2 separate regions of the Homo sapiens genome follow, and region 1 is linked to region 2. A link is an interaction called in ENCODE POLR2A ChIA-PET data of the cell type or tissue named here. Cell type or tissue: OCI-LY7. All regions are shown on one strand.

What was found. ChIA-PET counts read pairs that join two places held together with the same protein. Peaks named below come from ENCODE experiments on the same cell type or tissue, not always from the same donor. Only the 100,000 strongest peaks of a DNase experiment are listed, where the experiment ranks them.
Region 1: POLR2A ChIA-PET joins it to region 2 with 5 read pairs; 3 of 35 experiments call an interaction of 5 or more read pairs at or near these places.

What each region holds. Positions count from the first base shown.
Region 1 is chr7:70,491,137-70,499,136 of GRCh38, forward strand. All of the region lies in intron 5 of AUTS2 (activator of transcription and developmental regulator AUTS2), which reads left to right. Among named protein-coding and RNA genes, the nearest start is that of GALNT17, 640 kb to the right of the region's middle. RefSeq lists an enhancer at 5,479-5,986. In OCI-LY7, CTCF peaks have their summits at 1,714 and 1,913; no DNase peak of the experiment used is centred here.
Region 2 is chr7:70,413,764-70,421,763 of GRCh38, forward strand. All of the region lies in intron 4 of AUTS2 (activator of transcription and developmental regulator AUTS2), which reads left to right. Among named protein-coding and RNA genes, the nearest start is that of GALNT17, 710 kb to the right of the region's middle. RefSeq lists enhancers at 1,922-2,031, 2,470-3,075, 3,076-3,679. In OCI-LY7, a CTCF peak has its summit at 3,475 (motif pointing right); DNase peaks (open chromatin) are centred at 2,048, 2,718, 2,988 and 3,488; H3K4me3 peaks cover 1,674 bases; H3K27ac peaks cover 2,122 bases.

The sequences.
Region 1 (8,000 bases), 77 kb after region 2:
TACCTGGCAGGAGTGCCTGCCGTGTCTTTGTGTCATTGTTGCTCTTTGTGCAACTGGCCTTCCTTATTCTCTCATTATCACACACTCTCTCTCTCTATCTCTGTCTTTCATCTGTCCTATTATTCATCTGAGTGTGGACTCAAAAGAACCAGATTCTGATCCTGGGCAGGCTCCCTTTCCTTTACATATCTTAATGTGACCATCCATAAAATGAGGGAAATGAGAGTGCCATCTCATAGGCTCATGGCAAGTTAAATGACTTGGTGTGTGTGCGTGTGTGTATACACACACACACACACACATATATACACATAATATATATGTTATATATACACATAATATATATGTTATATATACACATAATATATATGTTATATATATACACACAATATATTATATATACACATATATGTTATATATAATATATTATGTGTATATATAATGTATATATATTGTGTGTGTGTGTGTGTGTGTGTGTGTGTGTGTGTATTTTTTTGAGACAGAGTCTCACTCTGTTGTCCAGGCTAGAGTGCAGTGGCGCAATCTCAGCTCACTGCAACCTCTGCCTCCCAGGTTCAAGCGATTCTCCTGCCTCAGCCTCCTGAGTAGCTGGGATTACAGGTGCCCAGCACCATGCCCAGCTAATTTTTGTATTTTTAGTAGAGATGCGGTTTCGCCATGTTGGCCAGACTGGTCCCTACGTCCTGACCTCAGGTAATCCGCCCGCCTCGGCCTCCCAGAGTGCTGGGATTACAAGTGTGAGCCACCGCACCCGGCCAAATGAGTTAGTATATTTTAAAAGCACTCAGACCAGAACTTGACACCTAGGAAGCACTAGATGTTTTACCAAATCACAGGCCTAGGTGTGGTGTTCTTCAGCCTTCCTGGCGCCTGTGTTCCTCAGGCTGACCACGCTGGATTCCTCTTCTGTTGGAAGCTCCTCCACCCCACCCCTCCCAGTGGAGACCTGCCTGCCTCACTGCCTGCAGGCAGCCTGGCCCAACAGCTGCAGTATAGGCACAGGGGGCATTGCTCAGGGGTGCAGGTGTTCCCTAACCCTAAGTTGAGACCTGAGGGTCTCATTAGGTCCTCCAAACTTCCAAGATTGTATACTTAATGAATTGGAGGGTTTCACCTTCCCCCAAATAGCCATTGAGCGAATCCAGCCACCACTCCCGTCAGGTCCTGGCTGTTCATGTTGACACTGATGCTGGCGAGAGGGGAGTATCTTGAAAGGGCAGAACAATTGGGGTGAGGATGGGGAAGAAAAGGGAGAAAGAGATGCCCTCAGGTGGGGAATTTAATTTAGTCACATGATAGTAGCATCAGGCACTTGTGTTTTACTTTTCTCAGAACATTCTCACATGCATTCTCTTACTGTATCCTTACCACAAGTCTGGGAGCTAGCTGTGGCCGAAGTGGGTATTTTCTCTAGAAACAAAAGAGCTGAAGCCTAGGAAGGCTGAAGGACTTGCTCAAGGTCATGCAGCTACCTAGAGACAAAGCGGAGACCATAAGCCCAGAAGTGCTGATTCCCAGGGCTCCCTGCAGGGGATCATGTATAGAGAGTCACTGTGAACTGCTGTCTGAGCAAACTACGTGACCCCCTCTTGGCAAGACGAAAGGCCTTGGCTTGGAGCAAGATGGATGGAGAACACTCCGGGCCCACACTATGCTGTTTTGAAACTGTGCCAGAGAAGAGGAGTGGCCTGGAAGTGCAGCCCCCTCTGTTGGGTGTTTCTGAGAAAGTGTTTTTCTCCTTTGCTGGATTTAATGAATAAATTATAATAACTTTTGCGTTTTTATCCACATTATGCATGTTTATCTGCCCTTCCCCCGTAAACCCCCTTTCCCACTTCCACGTAGTACTATATTTCTTTTCATGTTTTATCTTTGGGAACTTGCCACTGATAATTATTTTTTTAAAAAGCTCATTCCTAGTGATTGCTGGTAAAGATGCACACCTCTTCATTTTCTAAAAATGTATATGCTCAGGACCAAAAATTCAGGGAGGCATGTGTGGGAAAAGGTATATTTCCACTTCCAAAGAGAGGGTACTTTTTCAGAAGCTCAGAAAAGGAAAGGGGAAAATGTTATATGAGCCCTGGTGGTATGTGAGCTCCTTGGGGGAATACATGGTTGTCTTATCTGTCTCCAGCTCTTTGAATAGATCTTGCATGCAGTAGCATGTGAGTACATTGATGGAATGCATGTACCAAGGAGCAGCTGGATGGCTGATGGGCTGGATGGCTAAGTGAGTGCATGGATAGATGGATGCCCAAGCAACAAAGTGAAACCTCATTTGGCTTGTTGTGTCAGAGAGCCTTCTTAATTACTACTCTGGATTTCACTGCTATATTCTATTCTGGCCAAGTCTTGGAATTTCTTTATGTTCTAGGTGGGAAAAGATTACTTCTATAATTCATCAAGGAAAATACTAACTTGCTCCCCCAGAGAGCTGGGGGAAAACACATTAATATAAATATAATTGAGGAGTGGAAACAAAGTCTAGGAGGAGTTAAAGCATAAGTATCAGCCTGGATGTGAATTCTAATATAGGAATTAGAATTCCTATATTAAAAATTGTATTAGAAACCTTTACTTTCTTGTGATTTCTGTTAGTTCAGTAAGTAACCTTTCTTGGAAGGTCTACTAATTCCTTTCAAAAAAGATATTTATTTTATATCTTACTATAATATACTAAGCACTGTTATTGCTAGGGTGTTTTGAAGGGGCAGGAGATGGTATTTAAAACTGAGTTGCAGTTCTAGGCAGTTAAATAAAATCCACTGACCAGAAAAAAATATGTAAAATGATAAGGCAGGATAAGTATTCACTGCCAAAAAGTCAACAAAGAAAATAGTAAGGATTTATGTTCAGCAATCCCTGAGATTAAAATTTAAAATAAATAAATAGGGATAGTACGATTTGAAATCGGCGTCCTCTTTGAACTAGGAATTCAAGACTCAGAATAAAATGGTCCTTTTCATTGCAGAGCTGATCTTTGTGACCAACATCTTGTCTCCACCAGGAACATTTTAGTTGAGAAGCAGGAGAAGTCATTGCTAAGAAGCTTGGATTTTCAAAGAAACAGATATCAAATTGAGAAATCTCTACTAATCTTTCCCTTCAGAGTCTAGGCTTGGGTATTTTTTTTTTCAAAACTACATTTATTTTACAGATAATCAAGACTCTGACAGAGTTTTATGTCTTTTTATCACTCTTTATCTTGAAAAGCATTGTTGGCCTAAGGTTGAATCAGCCAAACACTCAGCCTCATGAAGAGCTTGTCTGGGGCCCATGGCGAGGAAAATGCCAGAATGTAAGTGCTTTAGAGACGGGAGCCATAATTGCAATGAGAAGGGGAGCTGTGGCTGGCTCTGACTGCCCTGCTTCCCACATTTTCTTTTAACGAGTGTCCCCACGTCCCCACCGCCCCTCCCCCCCGACACTCAGATCCCTTCAGTTCCCACTGGCTGCCATTTTCCCTTGCTCTGCAGCCTCCAACTCCACTCCACTTAAGAGAACAGACTGGAGACTGCTGGAGGCCCTGAAGTGATTTATTGCTTAGCAGGAACTTCACTAAACTTCCCAAGTTGATTTTTTTTAGTTTTGAAAATCAAACAAAGTTCAAAAAGTAAACATCACAGGTTGACATCCCAGCCCAAAGCTGAGGAAAAATGTCTCTTGTTACATTTTTTGGCACATAATAGAATTTATGAGCATTTTCAGTGTTTTGATTTTTTTCCCCAGTCACTGTTATTCCTTACCCTCCAGAGTTAGGTGTGGAGAGATTATGTTGGCCTGTTTCCATGGTGACACTGAAGAAAAGTAATTTTTTAAAGGAGGTTTCTACTGTGTTATTTCACATGCATGAAACATCAACATCTATGCTGTGTGGCTATTACCCCTAAACATAAAGACACAGAAATGGTTGGAGTATTTTATATAAATAGACAAGTAGGGTGATATTTTCCTTGGTCTCGTGCCGACCCTAGTAACAAAAGTCTCTCAGTTACCCAGGGCACCTGGGAGAGAGTGAGGGAACAGTTCTGTTCAGTGTTAAGCAAGCTCCTCTCCTGTGAATAACCTTTTCTTTAAAAAAAAAAAAAAAAAAAAAAAAGCTCAAGTTGAAAGTCCACCCCCCTTCTACTTAAACTAGGGACCAGATGAAAAGTTCCTTTTGGGGCTCACTGTTCAAAGAACCAGGATTAATCTCTGTTTTCGATGTAGCTTACTTGGTCAACCACTGCAAGTATTCCCCTTATCTGTCCAAGGCGTTGTCTAGAATCTTCTTGCCCCAGTAAACAGTTGCTTACAGTCTCCTAGAGTGAGGTTGGTTAGGGTAAGTATATACCTTTAGCAGCAGAAATTTGGTGAAACTCTTTCCGCCACCCTACACATAGACACACACCCCCCGCACATGCACACGTCACATCAGCATCAATCACACACCCCACTCACACACACCACGTACACAGTCGCACACACACACCCCACACATGCACACGTCACATCAGCATCGATCACACACCCCACTCACACACACCACGTACACAGTCACACACACACACACCCCACACATGCACACGTCACATCAGCATCGATCACACACCCCACTCACACACACCACGTACACAGTCACACACACACACACCCCACACATGCACACGTCACATCAGCATCGATCACACACCCCACTCACACCACGTACACAAACACACACACGCCCCACACATGCACATGTCACATCAGCGTCGATCACACATCCCACTCACACACACCACGTACACAGTCACACACACACACCCCACACATGCACACGTCACATCAGCATCGATCACACACACCACTCATACCACATACACAGTCACACACACACACCCCCCCCACACACATGCACACGTCACATCAGCATCTATCACACACCCCACTCACAGACACCACATACACAGTCAGACACACACCCCACACATGCACACGTCACATCAGCATCGATCACACACCCCACTCACACACACCACGTACACAGTCACACACACACACACCCCACACATGCACACGTCACATCAGCATCGATCACACACACCACGTACACAGTCACACACACACACACACCCCACACATGCACACGTCACATCAGCGTCGATCACACACCCCACTCACACACACCACGTACACAGTCACACACACGCACACCCCACACATGCACATGTCACATCAGCGTCGATCACACACCCCACTCACACACACCACGTACACAGTCACACACACACCCCACACATGCACATGTCACATCAGCATCGATCACACACACCACGTACACAGTCACACACACACACACCCCACACACATGCACACGTCACATCAGCGTCGATCACACACCCCACTCACACACACCACGTACACAGTCAGACACACACACACACCCCACACATGCACACGTCACATCAGCATCAATCACACACCCCACTCACACCACGTACACAGGCACACACACACACCCCACACATGCACACGTCACATCAGCATCGATCACACACCCCACTCACACCACGTACACAGTCACACACGCACACACCCCACACATGCACACGTCACATCAGCGTCGATCACACACCCCACTCACACCACGTACACAGTCAGACACACACACACACCCCACACATGCACACGTCACATCAGCATCGATCACACACTCCACGTACACAGTCACACACACACACACCCCACACACATGCACACGTCACATCAGCGTCGATCACACACCCCTCACACACACCACGTACACAGTCACACACACGCACACCCCACACATGCACACGTCACATCAGCGTCGATCACACATCCCACTCACACACACCACGTACACAGTCAGACACACACACACACCCCACACATGCACACATCACATCAGCGTCGATCACACATCCCACTCACACACACCACGTACACAGTCAGACACACACACACACCCCACACATGCACACGTCACATCAGCATCAATCACACACCCCACTCACACACACCACGTACACAGGCACACACACACACCTCACACACATGCACATGTCACATCAGCGTCGATCACACACCCCACTCACACACACCACGTACACAGTCACACACACACACACCCCCCACACACATGCACACGTCACATCAGCGTCGATCACACACCCCACTCACACACATCACGTACACAGTCGCACAGACACACAATCACTTCTTGAGGCTTCAGACAGGTTGCTTTATCTAGGGCAAGTCAAAGTTTGGAAACAGAAGAGGTCATGATGGATTGTTGTGCTGTTTCCCTTACGTGTAACCATGGTTAGACTTTCTTGTTATGTAACTGAGAATACTTGGTTTTTGGAAAATAAAATGGAGAGCACTGCTTTATCTTGGAGAATAATATCCTCATGCATGTGGAGAATGCCTTTAACTTTTCCAAGGTTCTTCCTACATGTTATTTGAATTTCCTAATAATTCTGAAAGGTAGATTTTCTTGGCATTCCCCTTATTTTAAAGCTGCAGGGACAGAAGTTTGCGTTACCTGTTCATTAGGGGCATAGCTGAGTCAGGGATTCTGGACCCTCGGTTTTCGCTGAGGTCCTGTGTTATTAATCCTATACTTGGCATCTTCCACACAGCCAGTCTGAGAAAGCACAGGGCCTGCAGCTTCCTGGGACAGGGTCTCAGACACGCAGAGACCATCAGGAGGAGTTCACTCTGCTATTAACAAATGTTTACTGAGCACCTGCTACACATCAGACACTACTCCAGCCGCAATAGTCCAAACAGTCAAGAATCCCTACATTCTATGAGTACAAGGGAATGGTGAGTGAATGAGTAAAACACATAATGCATGTGTCAGATGGTGATTAGTGCCAAGGAGAGAAAGAAAGCAGGAAGAGGGGTAGACAGAATGCTGGGAGTGAAAAGAAGTGGGAAGAGGTGTTATTGAGGGGTGACATTGGAACAAAGATTTGAAGGTGCTAAGGGAGCAAGTTTTGAGGATGTCTGGGGAAGAGAAGTCCAGGCCAACAGAAAGATCAAGGAGTGTGGAAACCGGCATGCGTTGCCTTCCTGAAATCCACAGAGCCGCATACTCATTGCATGTGTGTGTGTATTTGAAAACTTCTTAAATTCTGAGGTTGGTACATGGCTTTAATTTTTGCCTTAATGGCTTCCTGCACTTGGGGAGCTCTTTAATAGGTGCATTCTGGTAGTAGTAATCATCAGTCCTGGGCTGGTATCACATTACCTATGTGGAAAAAAGCAGAATTGCTTTGGCACTGATTGGGTCTTGGGGTGGTGACTATGTTTTCCTGGTTTTTAATGCAGATCATTGAAAACATGTCAGGGCCTGGTCTCAAGTGTTTCTCTTAAATGGGATAGAATCATGTTCTTATAAGCAGAGGGTGTAGGAAGGGACTAGGTGGGGGGTTGGTGGGCAGAAGGGTTCTTATATTTTAAATGCCAGTCAGCTGCAACCACTAGTTAACTGGAGCCTGTTCAAACTCATTTGGAGAACAGTTGAATTTTTAAAGTGCCTTTTGATTCTCTCTTTCATTTATTTTAACTGATCTGCTGGGATTAGGAGCTTGGTAGGGGAACACCAGAATGCTTGCCAAAATGTGTGAATAATTAGAGCTGCGATGATGTGTGCCAGATAGAAGGGGAGTATTCACACTTCTGATTAGATTCAGCTAAATGCAGTTGTAAATCACTGCTGCCACAGTAACAGCGCCCTGTCAGGACTGAGCACAAGAGGAGGCTCAGGGCAGTGAAGAGACGCAGGGCAGCCCCAAGGCATGGGGCTGGACCGAACCTTTGTGGAAGAGGAGGGCAAGGAGAATGGCTCCAGTCACCAGCAGCCCCTGGGACATTGGTTTTGGCATCTCTCTTTCAGCTCACTTCTACCGTGTTGAGTCTTGCTGGGCACTGAGGTGGCCACCATCTCAGCAAATGCGAGTAAGACGGGTCCCTGCTCTCGGGAT
Region 2 (8,000 bases):
ACCTCCTGAGCTCAAGCAATCCTCCTACTCAGCCTCAAGTAGCTGGGACTACAGGTATATACCACCATGCCCAGCTAATTTTTGTGTTTTTTGTAGAGACGGGATTTCACCATGTTGCCCAGGCTGGTCTTGAACTCCTAGGCTCAAGCAATATGCCCGCCTCGGCCTCCCAAAGCGCTGGGATTACAGGCATGAGCCACCATGCCTGGCCTCTCTTTAAACACTTTTTGCTTACACACTGCTTTTGGAATGAAAAGAACAAGGAGACTTCAGTCATATCCTCCTGGATTTGAATGCTAAGGAGCTGCGTAACATTTCTGAAATCTTCCCATGTTTATTAATAAGAGAATAATTCTACCTACCTTGTAGGGTTAAAGGTTGAGTACGATAGCATGGAAGAATTTGCCCAGCACCTAGTAGGCTGTCAGCGCCTGTTACCTTTCCTTTCCCCAATGCTCCCTAAAGCTAAGTTCATTGGCCCATCATGTAGAGTAATGGGTCCACAGGCGGTGAATTACTTGTGATGCTCTTCCAAGGACTGAATGAGGAGAGACATTTTAATCAAAGCACCAGCAAAGCTTTTGTAGCGATGAACATACAATTAGTGACCTTCTCCTATCAGGGATAATCAGCAGTGGGACTGGCAGAATTGGAATTTTTTTACATGGGTGATCTGGGCACAGATACTCAGTCAGCTCTGTGTCGCTTAGAACTGGGAGGCAGGAGGCATTTGCAGGTTGGTCACAAACTGGGTATCAGACATATTAAGCCTGCATTCATCTGACAGGCCTCCAGAACGTGATGTCAGGAGAGACGTTTAGCAGTGGGGAGACAATTATGAGACTCTCAGAGGTGAGAAAGAGGATTCTGCTCACTGCCTAGAAAGAGAGAATATGGCATTGGAAAGGGGGTGGTAAAATATGTTGCCTGACACACACCGAAAAGGCCTGTCAGTTACTGAGGTCCCATCGCCGTCTCAGGCTTAGACTGCATGAGAGGATCTATTTAGGGGAAAAAATGTATAGCTTAGCCCCAGTGGCTGCTGGGGTGAATCTCCAGGGCTCAAAGCACGAGTTACAGTTTGTCTTTAGTTTACTTAATAAGCTTCCTGGACTGTCTGATTTCTTTACAGCCTGGAACAGAGGGTAACAAGTCTCCCAGTGCAGTGGATCCAAAGTTGGTGGGCTTCAGTTTGGGAGCAAAGAGCTCACTGTTTGGGACTGGGTTGATGTCATCATTTTATGACAGCATATTAACACAGAGTAAATAGTTTATTCCCCAGGGTACTCACCCATTCCCTCAGAGGTGAGTGTCAACTCCTTCGAGAGAGGTCTGCTCACCTAACCTGCCAATTCTCAAAGAGCCCCACCTCAGGCATTCTCATAGCCTTTCTCTGGCCTTCGTAGGTCTTTGTCCCATTCCCCGATGATAATGCCTTCATGACAAAGATGAAATGAAGGTTGGGGGCAGCCTAGGCTGTAGTCCTGGTGCTGCACCACTAGCCGTAGAGCCTTGGCCAAGTCATGCCCCTCTCTGATTTTTTCATTATGTCAACTGGAAAATATAGTCAGACTGCCTGCCCTGCTTGCCTAACAGCACAGTCTGAAGCATGAGCTGATGGAATACATGTGTAAGCATATTGCATAGTTTGAGGAAGTATTCATGTATACAGTGGTGATATTAGACTTAAGATTTTCATTTTTTCATGAAATTGAAACTAGACCATCTGAAGTCATTGAAATAGGAAAAACACATACAGTATTTTAAATTAGTTCTACTCATGCAGACAAAAAAAAAGTGTCCTGGTACATCGTTGTTTAAGATCTGGTGATCTGTAGTGTTTGTCTACCAAGTGGCTACCGTAAGTGGCCTCCACTTGATAAGTTGTAACAAGATCACAGCAACCCCAACATCTCTGCCACTTTCTCTTTCTCTCTTCTGTTTTGGGTGGAGAGACATCTATATTGTGGCTGTCTCAGAGTTACGGGGAGAGCAAGTCAACGGTAACAGGGAAAAACAAGCCTTGTGTGGGTTGGACCAGACCATTTGTAAGGCTCTTGGGGCATTTGTGTGCACGCACACACAGACGTTAACCAGTCCAGAAATGAGTGTCATTCTCCTCACACAGCGCCGACAGCTGAGTTCTTCCCTGATATTTGCAGACCTCTCTGAAGCTTGACTTTGAAATCCTCTTTTCCTTGAACCCTACGTGTGAGAGAGAAGCCCTTCTTTGCCACTCAAGAGTGGTTCTGTGGTAACAGTGGCTCTGTGGATCTTTTGTCCCTGGCTGGCTCCTTCATATGTTATTGTAAGGTTTTAGTTTGTGCTGGCATGCAGGTGTGTTTTTTTCTCACTCAGATTTTCTCTTAGATGCTGTAATACAATCTATAATTTTTGGTACAGGAGCAAGTTTTTACAAAGGAAGATATGTGCAATTTGTCATTTTCCAGCCTGATGACATATAATTAAACCTTCAATAGTCTATGCCTTCAATAGCATAACTACAACAACCCATCACACTTTGGAAATAAATTTGTTTCATATTTTATATTATCTGGACTCTCTTTGTCCAGTGTGTAACAGGCCCCCAGGAAACAGGAAGTCCCCCACTAGTGAGCACCCCTAATGTGAATGACTGCACACTCAGCCTATTTTGGTGAGAACAGGCAGCTTGCTTTCGGTGGGCTCTTTTGAATGGGCCTTGCCCAAGCTCAATGCTCTCTCTCTCCTCTTGGCTTGTGGCACCTGGCCACAGTAGCAGGCATTGCCTGCTTGAAAAGAGGCTGTCCTTGGATTTTCCTGCCTCTTGGAACACAGAGCTTAATTCAGTTCCCTAACTCCGGGAAGAAGCAATGATCTTCAGCCCTATGAACCTGTCCGGCAACCCACAGCGGCCCACAAAATATGTTCTCTCGCCTACAACCTCATCCCAGCTGCTACCACAGCCCTGCCGACGCAGCGCCTGCTGCGGTCACGGTCCACTCCCAAGGGACACTGCCTTATGTCAGCAGGCCCTGTCTTGATTCCCAGGTGCTGGGAAGACATGATTGCAGCCTCCTGCACCCCTGCTCCCCTCCTCTGACACACACACTCTGAGCCTGCAAGGTACAGCAGCCCACTAAAGCTCTAGTTAAAAGTACCAAGTTGCTGGAATGCCCAGGGAAGTGAGAATGAGCGGGTCTCACACAGGGATGATTTGAAACAAGCCTTGTGGCTTTTTAATAATGTGCCAAAGCGGTCTCAGTGGTGGGCCAGCAGGGCCCCCAGTCTATCTTCTGTGAAAGGAGAAAGCCCAGCAGGCCCTGCCGAATGCAGACAGCCCCTCCACTCTGCTGGAGGAGACAGACTCCGAGATGGCAATCAAGGCTTGATTTGCCAACACATTTCCAATGATTAAAATGTAATTAGCACAACTGAGTGCCTCCTCCCCAGCTAATTTTAATACATGCTGTGACAGGCAGGCAGCCGGCTGTGCCTTTAGCCCAGCAGCAGATGGAGGCAGAGGCAGCGGGAGAGGAAAACCATTTTGCAATGTGACTATTCGCATCACAAAACCATCAGGGCGCTCAGCTCTTAGAAGGCCCTTGATGGCAGCACATCAAATTGGCGCTGTCATAGCTGACCGTGGCAATGGCAGTCATCCTTCATACTGTCCCAGAAGCACAGCGAGGCAATTTCCAGGCGTAACCCTTTAAGATCTAGAAGGGGAGAGAGAGACTTGGAGAGCACACTTGTCGTCTTGCAGTGACAGGCGAGAGCTTTGCAATGTGCGCTGTGAAACCCACGCTCTTGGCAGCTTGCAAACCGTTACTTACATGTTCCTTTTCCAAGGCACAGTGGAGTGTGGTTCAGAAGCTTTGGAAATAGCTGTTTCTCCAAATGGGAGACAGGCGTGAGCTGCCTTCTGTGTGCATTATCTGAACTGGGAAGGATGAGCTTTTCAGCCTGAGATGGTATGGCAGGTTGGAGGTTTCCTCTTCTATTCCATTCATCCCATAGAAGCCTTTGAGCCTGGGGCCTCTCATCATGACCATCTGCTTTTCTCCTATCCTGAAGGGCATGTCAGACAAGCTGCAAAGTCCAGAAGACCGTTTGCCTATGCTCCTGTTCTCTCACCTCCTGGCAGAAACACTGGGCCCTCACCACTGTTGTTTGGCCTGCCCTCTCCTTCCAAGGCACCACCTGAAAAGGAGGCAAGCTCCTTGGAGGCTAAGGATCATTTGGACCTCCCTGGGATTGGGGTGCACAGGATAATCACAGGGGGCACTTGTGATCTTTGGGATCTGTCACCCAGGCTTGGTGGCTAACTTTCTGTGTGTGTGTGTGTGTGTGTGTGTGTGTGTGTGTGTCTGTGTGTGTAGACGGGGTCTTACCATGTTGCCCCAGCTGATCTTGAACTCCAGGGCTTAAGGGATCCTCCCACCTCGGCCTCTCAAAGTGCTGGGATTACAGGCATGAGCCACTATGCATGGCCTGGTGGCTGACTGTCATAGAACACCAAAGCTAGACAAGCCTAAATAATAACAGTGACGATGCTAAGCATGTATTGGGCATTTACCATGGCTGAGAACTATGTTAAATCTCTTAAATGCATTAATTTTCTCACTTCATACCCACACAAACCTAGGGGCTCCATATTATTATTCCCATTTTACGGATGAGGAAGCAAAGTCACAGTAAGGTGCAGCCACTTTCCCAGCTTCTGCTGTTAAGTGGCAGAACCCAAATCCAAATACGTATCTTTCTAACTTGTGAGTGGGACAAAAAAGTCATAGCTGAGACATGCTGCACCACAGAGATGCTTCACCAGTGGAAGCCTCTGAGCAGAGAAATCCGATCTGAAAACAATGGGATTATTCTTTGCCATCTAATGGCCTCTGAAGATCAGCAGCCATGGGAACCTCCAGAACTCCATCACACGGGTGACGTTTACATGCCGTTGTGCATGTGTATCTTTTTCTCCTCTAACCGAAAAATAATATGTAATCGTTAAAGATCAAAAACGACAGTAAATGTAAAGATGAAAATAAAAGTGACCCAAACTCTTTATCACTCAGAAATAAACAGTGTTTGGTGCATTTTTTTCCAGTGTTTTTTTTTTCTTTCTGTGTGTATGCTTAGCAATTTTAAAGTAATATTGTATATATAACTCTATGTATCTTGTTTCCTTCATTGTAGTAGTAATAATAAAAGTAGCAGTTTTTAATGTATTTTCTCCTTACTGCTACCTTGAGAGGTAGTTACTATCACCCCCGTTTTATTGATTAAAAAAAGAAATTGAACCTGTGGGAGGGTATGTGACTCACCCAAGGTCACTTCAGTTAGGTTGGTGAAAAGTAATTCCAGTTTTTGCCATTACTTTTGCACCAACCTAATATGATTTTTTTTAAACTTCCCTATGACTGTGATCACTTTTCCATTTCAGCAAAATTCTTTATGAACTTTAATTTAATGAGTGAACACAACCCTGGCACCTTGACCTGTTCCCCAATTTGGTAACATTTAGGTTTATGAAGTCTGTGTACTAGGTTAGTGCAGAGAGTTAGAAACACCAGGATTCAAATGCCTGGATCTTCCTCTTATAGATTTATGACTCTTGACAAGTTGCTTCATGTCTTTAAGACTCCTTCTTTCACTGTAAAATTGGAAAACTAAAACCTACACACTGGGGGCTGGGGGGTGGGGGGAGTTTGCTGTAAGGTTAAAAACGTGAATATATGAAGAGTCTATCTTAGCAGATTTCGTGGCCCTTGCTATGTGCTGACAGTAGCCATATAAATAATGTATTATTGGGTCATTTCCTAATTCCATAATGAAATTTTTAAACAAATTATTATAGACATTTTTGTTCCTTTTTGAGACTAGTTGAGCTAGACAGTATGGAAAATATGAAGGCTCTTGATGCATGCTTCTCTTCTTCTGATGCAAATTGCAAAATTATTTTCCAAATAGAAATTGACATTCCTCCAGAAGTATATGAGTGTCTGCCTCACGACAGCCTTGCCAACACTGCATATCAGCATTTACATGTTTTTTTCTAATTTGATTGATGAAGAGAAATATATCTCTTTTTAATCTGCATTTCTTTGATTACTAGTGAGGTGGAACATTTTTTTCGTATGTTTATTAGCCATTTATATTTCCTCTTCCGTGAATTGACCTCTTTGCTTTTGAAAGGAAGGATGAGTCTCCAAGGGCTAGCTAGAGAAAAGATGCTCCAGTGATAATTATCTCAGAGCCCTGGGGTGAGGAGTTGCAGGGGAGAGAATTAAAGGTCTCCTGGGGCTATGAGGCGGCTACTAAGTGAGCGGCTTTCTACACCAGAGCGAGGCTTTCTACACAGTCAGCTTGAAATCAGTATTTGTTCTCTACCTTTGTATTTGTTCTGTTAAGAAATATTTTGGATTTTTTAGTGGGACTCTTCACATTCTACTCAAGCCAGCGCTTATAATTCTTTCAGGGCAGACAACGAGCATGCCTGTTCAGTTTGGGTTTTTTGCTCTGAAAGTCCCATTGGTTTACAGTGAAGTTGCTGTAGGTCTTGCTTGAGTCTTTTATGATCCCTGCCATCCAGCCAGGAGCTGTGACTGCTCTGTAACCTTCTTAGATTTAAATCTGTTGCTTGTGTTCTCCTCATAGTGTTACAGAGCAGCAGAGGCCATCCATACTGATGTCTTAATATCATTCTCTCCTTAGATTTATAGGGTAAAATAAACCCTCTGCCATAGAAGTGCTTATTGATTACTGAAGTACATAATAAAGCCTAAGAATAAAGTAAGACCAAGTAATCGGTTCTGTTCCTGGGGGATGACAATAAACTCTGGCCGAGGCAGCCTCTGAAGGTTGCCTTTTGCCTTGGAGCTAGGAGGCTCCTTTTTAATTGGTTGTCAAAATAGTAAGCAGTGACTGATAGAAATCAGACAAAAAGAGTACATACTGTATGGTTCCATTTATGTAAAATTTTTAAAAATACCTACTAATCTGTAGTGACAGAAGGCACATCAGTGATACGGTAAGGGACCTGAGAGAGGGATAGAAGCTTTGGGGAGGGATGGACAGGTTCACTGTCTTGATCGTGGTGATGGCTTCACAGGTGTGTACACATATATGAAAAGCTATCAAATTGTGCATTTCAAATACGTGCCTTTTACCAATGTCAGTTATATCTCAATAAAGCCACAAAAAAATAGTGAACAGTATCCCATAAAGAGACAATCCATGGCTCACTCTGTGCTAGAAAAATTTTCTCTTTTCTTAGAAAGCTATATTTTGACAAACATTCAGGGGGAATTGTGAGACTACATTTCACCTTCACCTTTAGCTAAATAGGGGTTTTAGAAGACTGAAAGATGCCACCGGAAATTAAAAAAGAAAAAGGCATAAGAAGGTAGGATAGCCCTCTTTCTTCATTCCTTTTTCTTTCCTACATCTGAACCTTAAAGGTGCCTTTTAACATAATTTTTTAGTAAAACAAAAAAAGGTATTTAGAAAATATTAATTCTTTTCTCTCATCCCCCCCAACCCTTCTGCTATTACATTTCCCCCACCCAGAAAAGAGATTCTACAGTGCAGAGTAAAAACTACTCCAAAATGTTGGCAGTCTAAAAGTGGACAGGCATTTTCAACACAAAGAGATGTTTGTTTTCCTTGCATTTTAACTCTTAATTTTTGACACAGTAGGGAACTCCAGCATGGCTGCCATTTAAAATGTAACAATGCCATGCAGCTCTGATTGCCTCTGTCACAGGGGTGTTGTGACTGAAGGCCAGGAGACAAAGCAAATGAGGCCAGAGACAGTGCCTGCTGCTGAAGTGCTGGTCCATTTCTCCACCCGCATTTGAATTTGTCTTTTCTCTGGCTAACTGCTTTTCTGCCCTGATGAGGAGTCACTCGGGGAGACTGAAGCTGGAATTTGTACAACCTCTTTCAGTCCCCTTGATTTTAATCAGAAATACACAATTATTCTTTTCCTCCAAATAGAGAAACTCAATCCCCATTTT